Regions from separate parts of the Homo sapiens genome. Here region 2 is linked to region 1. A link is an interaction called in ENCODE POLR2A ChIA-PET data of the cell type or tissue named here. Cell type or tissue: PC-3. All regions are shown on one strand. Region 1 overlaps ABL2 (ABL proto-oncogene 2, non-receptor tyrosine kinase). Region 2 has its middle 75 kb from the start of ANGPTL1.

Region 1 (5,000 bases):
CTAGAGTTTCCTGGATACATGAAAACATGGACATGAAAAGTCAGGCTAGTCATGGTGGCTCATGTCTGTAATCCCAGCACTGGGAGGCCAAGGTGGGAGGATTGCTTGAGGCAAAGGGTTTGGACAACAGAGTGAGACCCCATCTCTACAAAAACATAAAATAGTTAGCTGGGCATGGTGGCAAGTGCCTATAGTCCCAACTACTTGGGAGGCTGGGGCGGGAGGATTGCTGGAGCCTTGGAGTTTGAGGCTGCAGTAAGCCATGATCATGCCACTGTACTCCAACCTGAGCTATGATGGTGCCACTGCACTGAAGCTGGGTGACAGTGAGACCCTGTGTCTTTAAAAGTCATTCTTTGAGGTTTCACAGAGTTCCTTACAGAATTTTATTTATATTTTTTAATACCTACATGTAGCATAATTAATTACATACTATAATTTATTTCATAACAGTGTAAAATGAACTTGTTCTAGCGAAATCTCTAATGTAGATATTAAGCTCCTTGAAAGGAGAGTCTCTGTGTCTTTTGGTTTTGTATTCCCATTAGTATCTAGCTAACAGTAAAATCCTACTATAAGTGGGGTATAAAATCTGGCATATTGTTATTAATAGGTTAGTAAAATCATCAGTGTGATTTTGCACAGACGGCCAATAGTTATAAAGGCAATCACCAGTCATATCAGAACTGCAGCCTCCTGGTAAGAATAGTTGCTCAGAGTTTTTTCAGTGAATGAGGATTTCTGTTTTTATTAATTATGCTAATACAGATTATTTAAGTTCCCACTTTTCATTTAATTCTAAATACAACTACGTTGGGGATTATTATTATTTTTTTAAGAAAGGTATTATTGCCAGATGAGGTGGCTCACGCCTGTAATCCCAACATTTTGGTCAGGAGTTTGAGAGTAGCCTGGCCAACATGGTGAAACCCTGTCTCTACTAAAAAATACAAAAATTAGGCTGAGCGCAGTGGCTCCTGCCTGTAATCCCAGCATTTTGGGAGGCCGAGGCGGGCAGATCACCTGAGGTCAGGAGTTTGAGACCAGACTGGCCAACATGGTGAAACCCTGTCTCTACTAAAAATACAAAAATTAGCCAGGCATGGTGGCAGGTGCCTGTAATCCCAGCTACTCGGGAGGCTGAAGCAGGAGAATTGCTTGAACCCTGGAGGTGGAGGTTGCGGTGACCTGAGATCGTGCCACTGCACTCCAGCTGGGTGACAGAGCGAGACTCCCTCTCAAAATAAATAAATAAATACAAATACAAAAATTAGCTGGGCATGGTGACGTGGGCCTGTAATCCGAGCTACTCGGGAAGCTGAGGCAGGGGAATCGCTTTAACACGGGAGGCAGAGGTTGCAGTGAGCCTAGATTGCGCTACTGCACTCCAGCCTGGGTGACAGAATAAGAGTCTGACTCAAAAAAAAAAAAGCATTCTTTAATGTTTGGTCACAATGACTAAAATAATCTTCCTTTGTTACCAGGTTGCCATAGTTTGATTATGTCCCCCAAAGCTTGCATGTTGGAAACGTAATTGCTATTGAAAAAGTAGTAGGAGGTGGGATCTTTTTAAGAGGTAATTAGGTCATGAGGGCTCCACCCTCATGAATGGATTAATCTCATTATCATGGGGGAGTGGGTTAGTTATTTCAGAAGTTGGCTCCAGATAAAAGGATGAGTACTGTTGAGTATGCTTTCTCACCATATGATGCCTCCTGCCATGGGATGACCTTCACCAGATGTTGGTGCTATGCCCTTGGACTCCTAGTCTCTAGAACTGTGAGCCAAATAAACATGTTTTGTTGTTGTCGTTGTTGTTGTTGTTTTTTGAGACAGAATCTCTCTGTCACCCAGGCTGGAGTGCAGTGTGGTGATGATAGCTCACTGCAGCCTTAAAATCCTGGACTCAAGCTCCTGCCACTTCAGCCTCCCGAGTAGCTGGGACTATAGGCACATGTAACTCTGCCCAGCCAATTTTTTAATGTTTTATAGAGATCTCACTTTTTTGTTGTTCAGGCTGGTCTTAAACTTCTGGCCTCAACTCAGCCTCCCAAAGTATTGGGATTACAAGCATGAGTCATTGTGTCAGCCCTACATTCTTTAAAAATTACCCAATCTGTGGCATTATGTTATTGCAGTGAAAATGGATAAAGACATAGGCTTTTCTATAGAGTTGGATAGAATTAAAATTTTGTTCTTAAATAATTCAACAAGAACTACCTCAGGTTATTTCCTGTATTTGACTTTCCCCACTTATGTTTCTCATACCTGTTTAATGTCTCTTAGTCTTTTTTTTTTTTTATTTTGAGATGGGGTCTTGCTCTGTCGCCCAGGCTGGAGTGCAGTGGTTCAATCTTGGCTCACTGCAAGCTCTGCCTCCCGGGTTCATGCTATTCTCCTGCCTCAGCCTCCCGAGTAGCTGGGACTACAGGTGCCCGCCACCACGCCCAGCTAATTTTTTGTATTTTTTGTAGAGACCGGGTTTCACTGTGTTAGCCAGGATGGTCTCGATCTCCTGACCTTGTGATCTGCCCGCCTCGGCCTCCCAAAGTGCTGGCATTACAGGCGTGAGCCACCGCACCCGGCCAGTCTCTTAGTCTTCAACTGTTATTGTTTCTCATAGTGGTGGTATGCCTGGTGAAAGACTATTAAAACCCCATTTTTGGGCAAAAGGGTTTACTCCTGTTTGTGTTACACTGATATTTCATTTCTATTTTATGATTTTCATTTCTAACTCTCAACTCTCTGAAAGAATTAGGCAAGCAGAAAATGGGAGAAAATTCTAATTCTGGGGTCTTTTAACACTCTCCAATATTACTAACCATTCTGTCTAAAGATGAAGGTAGTGTCCAGATGAAATTAGACTATATCATCCTCTGTGGATATTGTGGAGAAATGCAAGTCTTGACTGCAAGGCACTGTGAGTTGCTTATCGGATATTTTTGGCATTATTTATATTAGTAAATGAACTAGAATTTCATTGAAAATTTAAAGCCTTAGAAATTGGACTACGAAGTCATGCTAGTTAGTGTCATATAGCAGTGTCCTTATTCCTTTTTTGTTCACATACTTCCTTAAAAAATTTCTGAAAGCTGTGTATGTGGGAAGAGGATGTGACTCTAAAGGGATAGCACGAGGGTCATGTATCTACTCTGTGTCCTGTACAAGCAGGTGGTGAGTCCATAAATCTGTGCATGTATTAAAATTCATAGAACTGTACACAAAAAGAAAATAGCTATCTACTCTGTTGCACATGCTTTGCAAGAGCATCTAAGAGCTTTGGGTGACATCTAAAACCTTTTTCACTACAAGTTTTAAAAAGTGCTAATTCTATCATTTTTGTTGTGTTATAAATACAGTCAGTCCTTCACATCTCCAGGTTCTGCATCTTGGTTGGATTCAGCCAAGCACAGATTGAGAATATTTGAGGGACAAAAAACAATAAAAAATATACAACGGAAAAAAAAAATAACAAATACAGTATAACAACTATTTATGTAGAATTTACATTGTATTAGATATTATCAGTAATCTAGAGATGACTAAAAGTATATCAGAAGATGTGCATAGGTTATGTGCAAATACCATGCTATTTTATATAAAGGACTTAAAGATCTGTGGATTTTGGTATCTGCTAGGGGTCCCTGTGGAAACCGTGGGACAACTGTAATGTCATTTTAAAATGGAACTGCATCAGCATTATTTTAAATGTATCCAGGAACCTAATATTGCAGGAATTTGTTACTTACCATTATCTATTTAAAAATATACATGAACAAGCTCTTCTTTAACAGCTGAATTTGTAACTTATCTCTGTTTTTATTTGGATTTGTATTTCTCTTTTAATTTGTTGTTGTTGTTGTTTGTTTGTTTTTGAGATGGAGTCTTGCTGTGTCACCCAGGCTGGAGTGCAGTGGCACGATCTCGGCTCATTGCAACCTCTGCCTCCCGGGTTAAAGTTTCTCCTGCCTCAGTCTCCTGAGTAGCTGGGATTACTGGCGCCTGCCACCACACCCCGCAGAGTTTTGTATTTTTTAGTAGAGACTGAGTTTTGCCATGTTGGCCAGGCTGGTCTTGAACTCTTGGCCTCAAGTGATCTTCCCACCTTGGTGCCCAGCCTGTATTTCTGTTTTTAAAAAAATGTTTAATTGCTACATATTTTTACATTTATTGGGTATATGTGATTATTTGTTACATGCATAGAATGAGTAATGGTTAAGTCAGAGTATTTGGGGTGTCCATCACCTTGGGTATTTATCATTTCTATGTGTTGGGAACATTTCAGATCCTCTTTTCTAGCTACCTAGAAATGTAAAATACGTTGTTTCTAACTATAGTCACTCCACTCTGTCAATGAACATTAGAACTTACTTCACTCTGTTAATGAACATTAGAATTTTTAATCTTCTTACAGTTAAGTTTATACCCATTAATCTCTCTTCATTCCCACCTCCCACTCTTTTCAGCCATCTATAATTTTATACTCTCGCTCCATGAGATCAACTGTCACATAAAAGCGAGAACATGTGGTATTTGTCTTTTTGTGCCTGGTTTATTTCACTTAACATAATGACCCTCAGTTCCATCCGTGTTGCTGCAGATGACATGATTTCATTCTTTTTTTATGGCCAAATAGATTTCCCTTGTGTATATGTGGTATATACACCACATTTTCTCTATCCATTTGTTGATTTATAGACACTTAGGTTAATTCCATATCTTTCCTATTGTGTATAATGCTGAAACAAACGTGAATGCAGGTAGTCTTTTGATATACTAATTTCTTTTCCTTTGGATTAATACCTAGTAGTGGGATTGCAGGATCGTGTGGTAGTTCTATTTTTAATTTTTTGAGAAATCTCCAACTGTTTTTCATAGTAGCTGTACTAATTTACATTCCCACCAACAGCATATGAGATTTCCCTTTTCTCTGCATTCTTACCAGCATCTGTTATTTTTTGTCTTTTTAATAGCAGCCATTCCAAGTGGGGTAACATAAT
Region 2 (5,000 bases), 220 kb after region 1:
ATGGGGGAAAAGCAATATGGCAGAAGATCAAAGCCCAGGATTGTGTCAATGGCCAAGGAAAAATTTAATAGGGTGTTTAATATTTCATTTGATGTGAGTAGCATTGCTGTGATGTGAACCTTCTTTGTTTTTATAAGTTGGCTACACTATAAATGCCTTACGTGAGTGGTTTTTATGAAACTCCAGGAAAAATGTCCATGCCTGCATCCATGAGGGACAGAAAGAAGGAACAGCCATGGGCAGGGGGAGGTGAGTGAGACTGAGATACTTGTGGCAACAGCCTGAAGTGACTTCATTAATGTGGTTCCCCTCCCTCCAAGGACTGCTTAGGGATGTTGTGACAAGGAAGTGGGTGAAAAGGTAACAGGTGACATATGATGCAGGCGTGTTCGAGCCAGCCCTTATCAGCTTGCAAGTTGATTGTTAAATTTGCAGGAATTTTGGTGAGCCAGATATTAAACCATTGGTAGAGTGAAGTCAACCACAATGGGAGGTATTCTAATATTAACACCACAGAAACTGGTACAAACATTACAAATCAGCACTCGCCCCCCCCACCCCCTGTCCACAGCCTGTTAAACATTGACCAGCACACCACCACATATGAGGCCATTTCTTTTCTTTTTTTTCTCCCTTTTTAGAGATAGGGTCTCGCTCTGTCACTCAGGCTAGAGTACAGTGGCTCTACTGTACTCTACTGTTTGAGCTCACTGTAGCCTCAAACTTCTTGTCTCAAGCAGTCCTCCCACCTCAGCCTCTGGAGTAGCTAGGACTATAGGCATGTGCCACCACACCTCACTAATTTAAAACTTTTTTTTTTGTAGAGATGGGGTCTTGCTATGTTGCCCAGGCTGGTCTCAAACTCCTGGCCTCAAGCAATCCTCCAACTTTGGCCTCCCAAACTGCTGGGACTACAGGCGTGAGCCACTGTGCCCAACCGTGAGTCCATTTCTGATCTTGCTCCCATCCTTTTTCCAGGCTCATTTTGTGTTACTTCCTGTTTTCACCCAGATGCCAAAGCAGTCACAATTTCTACCTCCTGGTCTTCTGCAAATACACTGCCCTTACCCTGGCTCCTTTCCAGTTTTCAACTGAAATATCACCTCCTGGGGCTGCTGCCAGCACAGACAGTGCTTGAACACCTTAGGAAAAGGTGTCTGACCCCATGGGGCCCCTCCTTGTGCTCCCCTCCCATCCTCTCCCCTACAGTTTGAGGTCCTTGAGTTGGGCCTGCACATTCACTCATTTCTGAATGAGGAGAGCCTGGTGTGGACCGGACCCTCTCTCAGCTTCTGCAGAACTAATCTCTCCTGGTAGTTTTGTGCCTCAAGGACAGTCATGGTGGGACCAAGTGGCGGCTGATGCCGTCTTTGAAGTTAGAGGGAAAAGTCTGCAGAGCTTCCCTGGATGAGGCGAGGTGAGGGGCAGCAGGGGGCGCGTGCGGATGACAGGGAATTAAAGAGAAGACCCCTCATGTGCTGAGGCCTGAAGCTCCACTCCGGTGTGGCAGGATTTCTGGCCTGCGCCTGCCTCTATTGTGGAGGGAGGAACCAATATCACAGCGTGAACTGGTCCCCAGGGCTCTGGGATGGCTCCAAGGTGTCCCTGCATCAGACCACGCTGTCTCTGGGCCGCCCTCTGTCTCTGCTGTTGCTCCCGGTCAGAGCCATTTTCTGACTTGTCGGCAGGACTGGAAATGGTGACTTGAATGAAAAATTCAAGCTGCAGGGAAAATTTTTAGGGCTGCAGAGAGAACTGCTCTCGGGGCTTTTACAAGGCTCTCTTTTCCCAAAGACGGCGCCATCCCAGAGCATTTAAAACTTGTCCCTGCCCTCAGCTCCACCAACTCCTGTTAGAAGGGAGGGGAGGGAAGATGAAGAGAAACACAGGGGAAGATGCCTGCTGAGTCAGCCCTGGGAACCGAAAGACAGAGCCGGCCCCTGCACGCCCTGCCTCCCCTCGGTTCACCAAGGACAGGCAGCAGTCAGGAGGGGCTGCCAGAGACTGTGCCCTCACACCCGCTTCCTTACTCGGAGCAGCGCCCATCACAAACCCTATTGACTTTAGAATGCTGTGTATTGCTTAAAAATCCGTACTGATGCAAGCCAGTCTTCCTAAGGGTGGTCACTGTCGCCATCCCCAGCAGGAGAGTGCTTCGGGAACCAAGAAAGTAAGCGTCCACGCCCGCCTGGTGCAGCAGAGAGGAGTCCTGCCCAGGTGCCTGGCCCGTCCCAGGCTTGGTTGGGACATGCGCTTCAGCTACCTTACCTCTCTGGTTTCAGATTCCCCTCTGAGTGGCCAAGATTTCTTTTCCTGGAAAGCCGAGCACCTGTTTTTCCCGAGCCTCTGGTGCCCAAGCCATCACCACTGCTTTCCTGGGAACCACTCCAGGGTGGTTGACTTGGTACCTTGCAGAAACCCTTTTGCTCAAAAAAAAAAAAAAAAAAAAAAATCTACCTCTGAGCCAGGCGTGCCTGCCAGGAGAGACCTGGGAATATGAAATTCCTTAGAAGGTTTGCTCTGAGGCTGAAAGCAACTAAATGGCTGAATGGGATCATGTGGAGCTTCTTGTCCTTCTAACCTGAGAAACTCAAGCATCACATATTTTCTTGTATCTTCTTTCTCCCTTTTCTACTTAAGACTAAAATAGGTGCTCAAATAGGCGACCGTCCTGCTGCCTCCATCGAAACACACTATGGCTCTAAGACGCAAAGATGCAACTCTTTTTGTGACTCGTGGACATGGGGTCATCCCTCAGTGCTCATTGTGCTCTTGACATAAATGATGACCCTGCAAACAGCTACTGGGTGCTGCCTATAGGCCAGCATTGTGTTAAGCAGTGTACAGGCACCATCTCATTTAATCATTTCAACTACGTTGTGAGGAAGGGAAGTATTATTTTTGTCATCATTTTCCAGGTGAGAAAACCAAGCCTCAGAAAGTTATGAAGCTGATCACACAGTTCATATGCAGTGGTGTTGGAATGTAGACTCAAATATTTCGGACTCGGGGTACAATACTGCCTTCCTGTGACTTGTAAATTCAGTCCAGTTGTGAAGTGCAAAGTCTCACTTGGACTGGTAATATGGTTTGGCTCTCTGTCCTTACCCAAATCTCACCTTGAACTGTAGTAATCCCCACATGTCATGGGAGGGGCCCGGTGGGAGGTAAGTGAATCATGGAGGTGGGTATTTCCTGTGCTGTTCTCATCATAGTGAATAAGGCTCACGAGATCTGATGGTTTTATAAAGGGGAGTTCCCCTACACATGCTCTCTTGCCCGCTGCCATATAAGACATGTCTTGCTACCCCTTTGGCTTCCACCATGATTGCGAGGCCTCTCGAGCCATGTAGAACTGTGAGTCGATTAAACCCCTTTCTTTTATAAATTACCCAGTTTTGGGTATGTCTTTATTAGCAGCATGAGGACAGACTAATAGAACTGGTCTTTGGACAATAGACAAACTATAACACCAATCCTTTTTTTTTGAGATGGAGTCTCACTTTGTCACTCAGGCTGGAGTGCAGTGACGTAATCTCGGCTTACTGCAACCTCCGCCTCCCGGTTTCAAGTGATTCTCCTGCCTCAGCTCCCTGAGTAGCTGGAATTACAGGTGCCCGCCACTACGCCCAGCTAATTTGTGTATTTTTAGTAGAGACGGGGTTTCACCATATTGACCAGGCTGGTCTCAAACTCCTGATCTCAAGTGATCCACTTGCCTTGGCCTCCCAAAGCTCTGGGATTACAGGCGTGAGCCACTGTGCCCGGCCTAGTCCTGTTTTGAGAAAGTAGAAAATGCCATCCCTAGACAATCTCTGTCAACACATTATTAAAAGGTTAAATTAGTGTAAGTTTACCAGTTGCTGACAGACATTGAACTTCTTTGGCCTGGGTTTTTCTCTACAAGTGGTGTTTTCCCACTTCCATGTTGTACCCAGGAAGTATGATGTTGGACCATCTGAAGTTGGTGTTATTGTAGGTCAATACCGATAGACTATCAGCAATTTCATGTGAGTCAACCTAATCACAGATACTGCAGCTTGAGAAGCCTTTACTATCTTTACCACCCCATCCCCCCAAACCCTCAAGCAATAATTCTTTCTGCCCCAATTTTACCCTCACTTCAAGTTCCAGCTAAAATAATGCCAGCTCCTCCAAGAAGCCTTTCTCGAATTCTCAACTGGAAACAGTCTTTCCTGAACTTCCACAGCACCTGATTTGTACCTCTCTTCACTATCTTCTGGACATATTGGTTGTGTATATGTGTGCATTCTTTTGCCTGGTCAAGGAGCCATGTCTAATTTTTTTGTTTGTTTGTTTTTGTTTTTGAGATGGAGTTTTGCTCTTGTTGCCCAGGCTGGAGTGCAATGGTGCAATCTCGGCTCACTGCAACCTCTGTCTCCTGGGTTCAAGCGATTCTCCTGCCTCAGCCTCTGGAGTAGCTGGGATTACAGGCACCTGCCACCATACCCGGCTAATTTTTTGTATTTTTAGTAGAGACAGGGTTTCACCATGTTGGCCAGGCCGGTCTCAAACTCCTGACCTCAGGTGATCCACCTGCCTTGACCTCCCAAAATGCTGGGATTACAGGCGTGAGGCGCCTGGCCAGCCATGTCTAATTTATCCCTATCTGATCAGCTCTCAGCATAATATCTGGCACATGGTAGCTGCTGGTTAAGAGTTTACTGAGCTCAGCTGTATGACTTTCTGCTCTTGTGGTGGCAGTGTCTATCCCAGGGCTTCACACTCTAGCTTGTAGGATAATCTGAGCAGAAATCGGGGAATGGGGGGTAGTCCTCCCAGTCTCTCCCACCCCCACCCTGGTACCTTCTCGGGAAAAGGGTAGTGAAAGTGCACCTCTGGCCCTGCTTGGGTGGAGAGTAGCTGAGAAGCCCTCTCTGAGTGAGACTGAATGAAAGGCTCAGGTGAGGATCACTTTAGATGTGCCAGGGACAGGGCCCTTTTAATGTCATTCTACCTCAGAGAAACATCTCCCGAAT

What was found. ChIA-PET counts read pairs that join two places held together with the same protein. Peaks named below come from ENCODE experiments on the same cell type or tissue, not always from the same donor. Only the 100,000 strongest peaks of a DNase experiment are listed, where the experiment ranks them.
Region 2: POLR2A ChIA-PET joins it to region 1 with 35 read pairs; 3 of 35 experiments call an interaction of 5 or more read pairs at or near these places.

What each region holds. Positions count from the first base shown.
Region 1 is chr1:179,166,854-179,171,853 of GRCh38, reverse strand. All of the region lies in intron 1 of ABL2 (ABL proto-oncogene 2, non-receptor tyrosine kinase), which reads left to right. Among named protein-coding and RNA genes, the nearest start is that of ABL2, 60 kb to the left of the region's middle. In PC-3, no CTCF peak of the experiment used is centred here; a DNase peak (open chromatin) is centred at 2,053; H3K27ac peaks cover 756 bases.
Region 2 is chr1:178,943,104-178,948,103 of GRCh38, reverse strand. No RefSeq gene overlaps it. Among named protein-coding and RNA genes, the nearest start is that of ANGPTL1, 75 kb to the right of the region's middle. RefSeq lists an enhancer at 1,031-1,816. In PC-3, no CTCF peak of the experiment used is centred here; no DNase peak of the experiment used is centred here.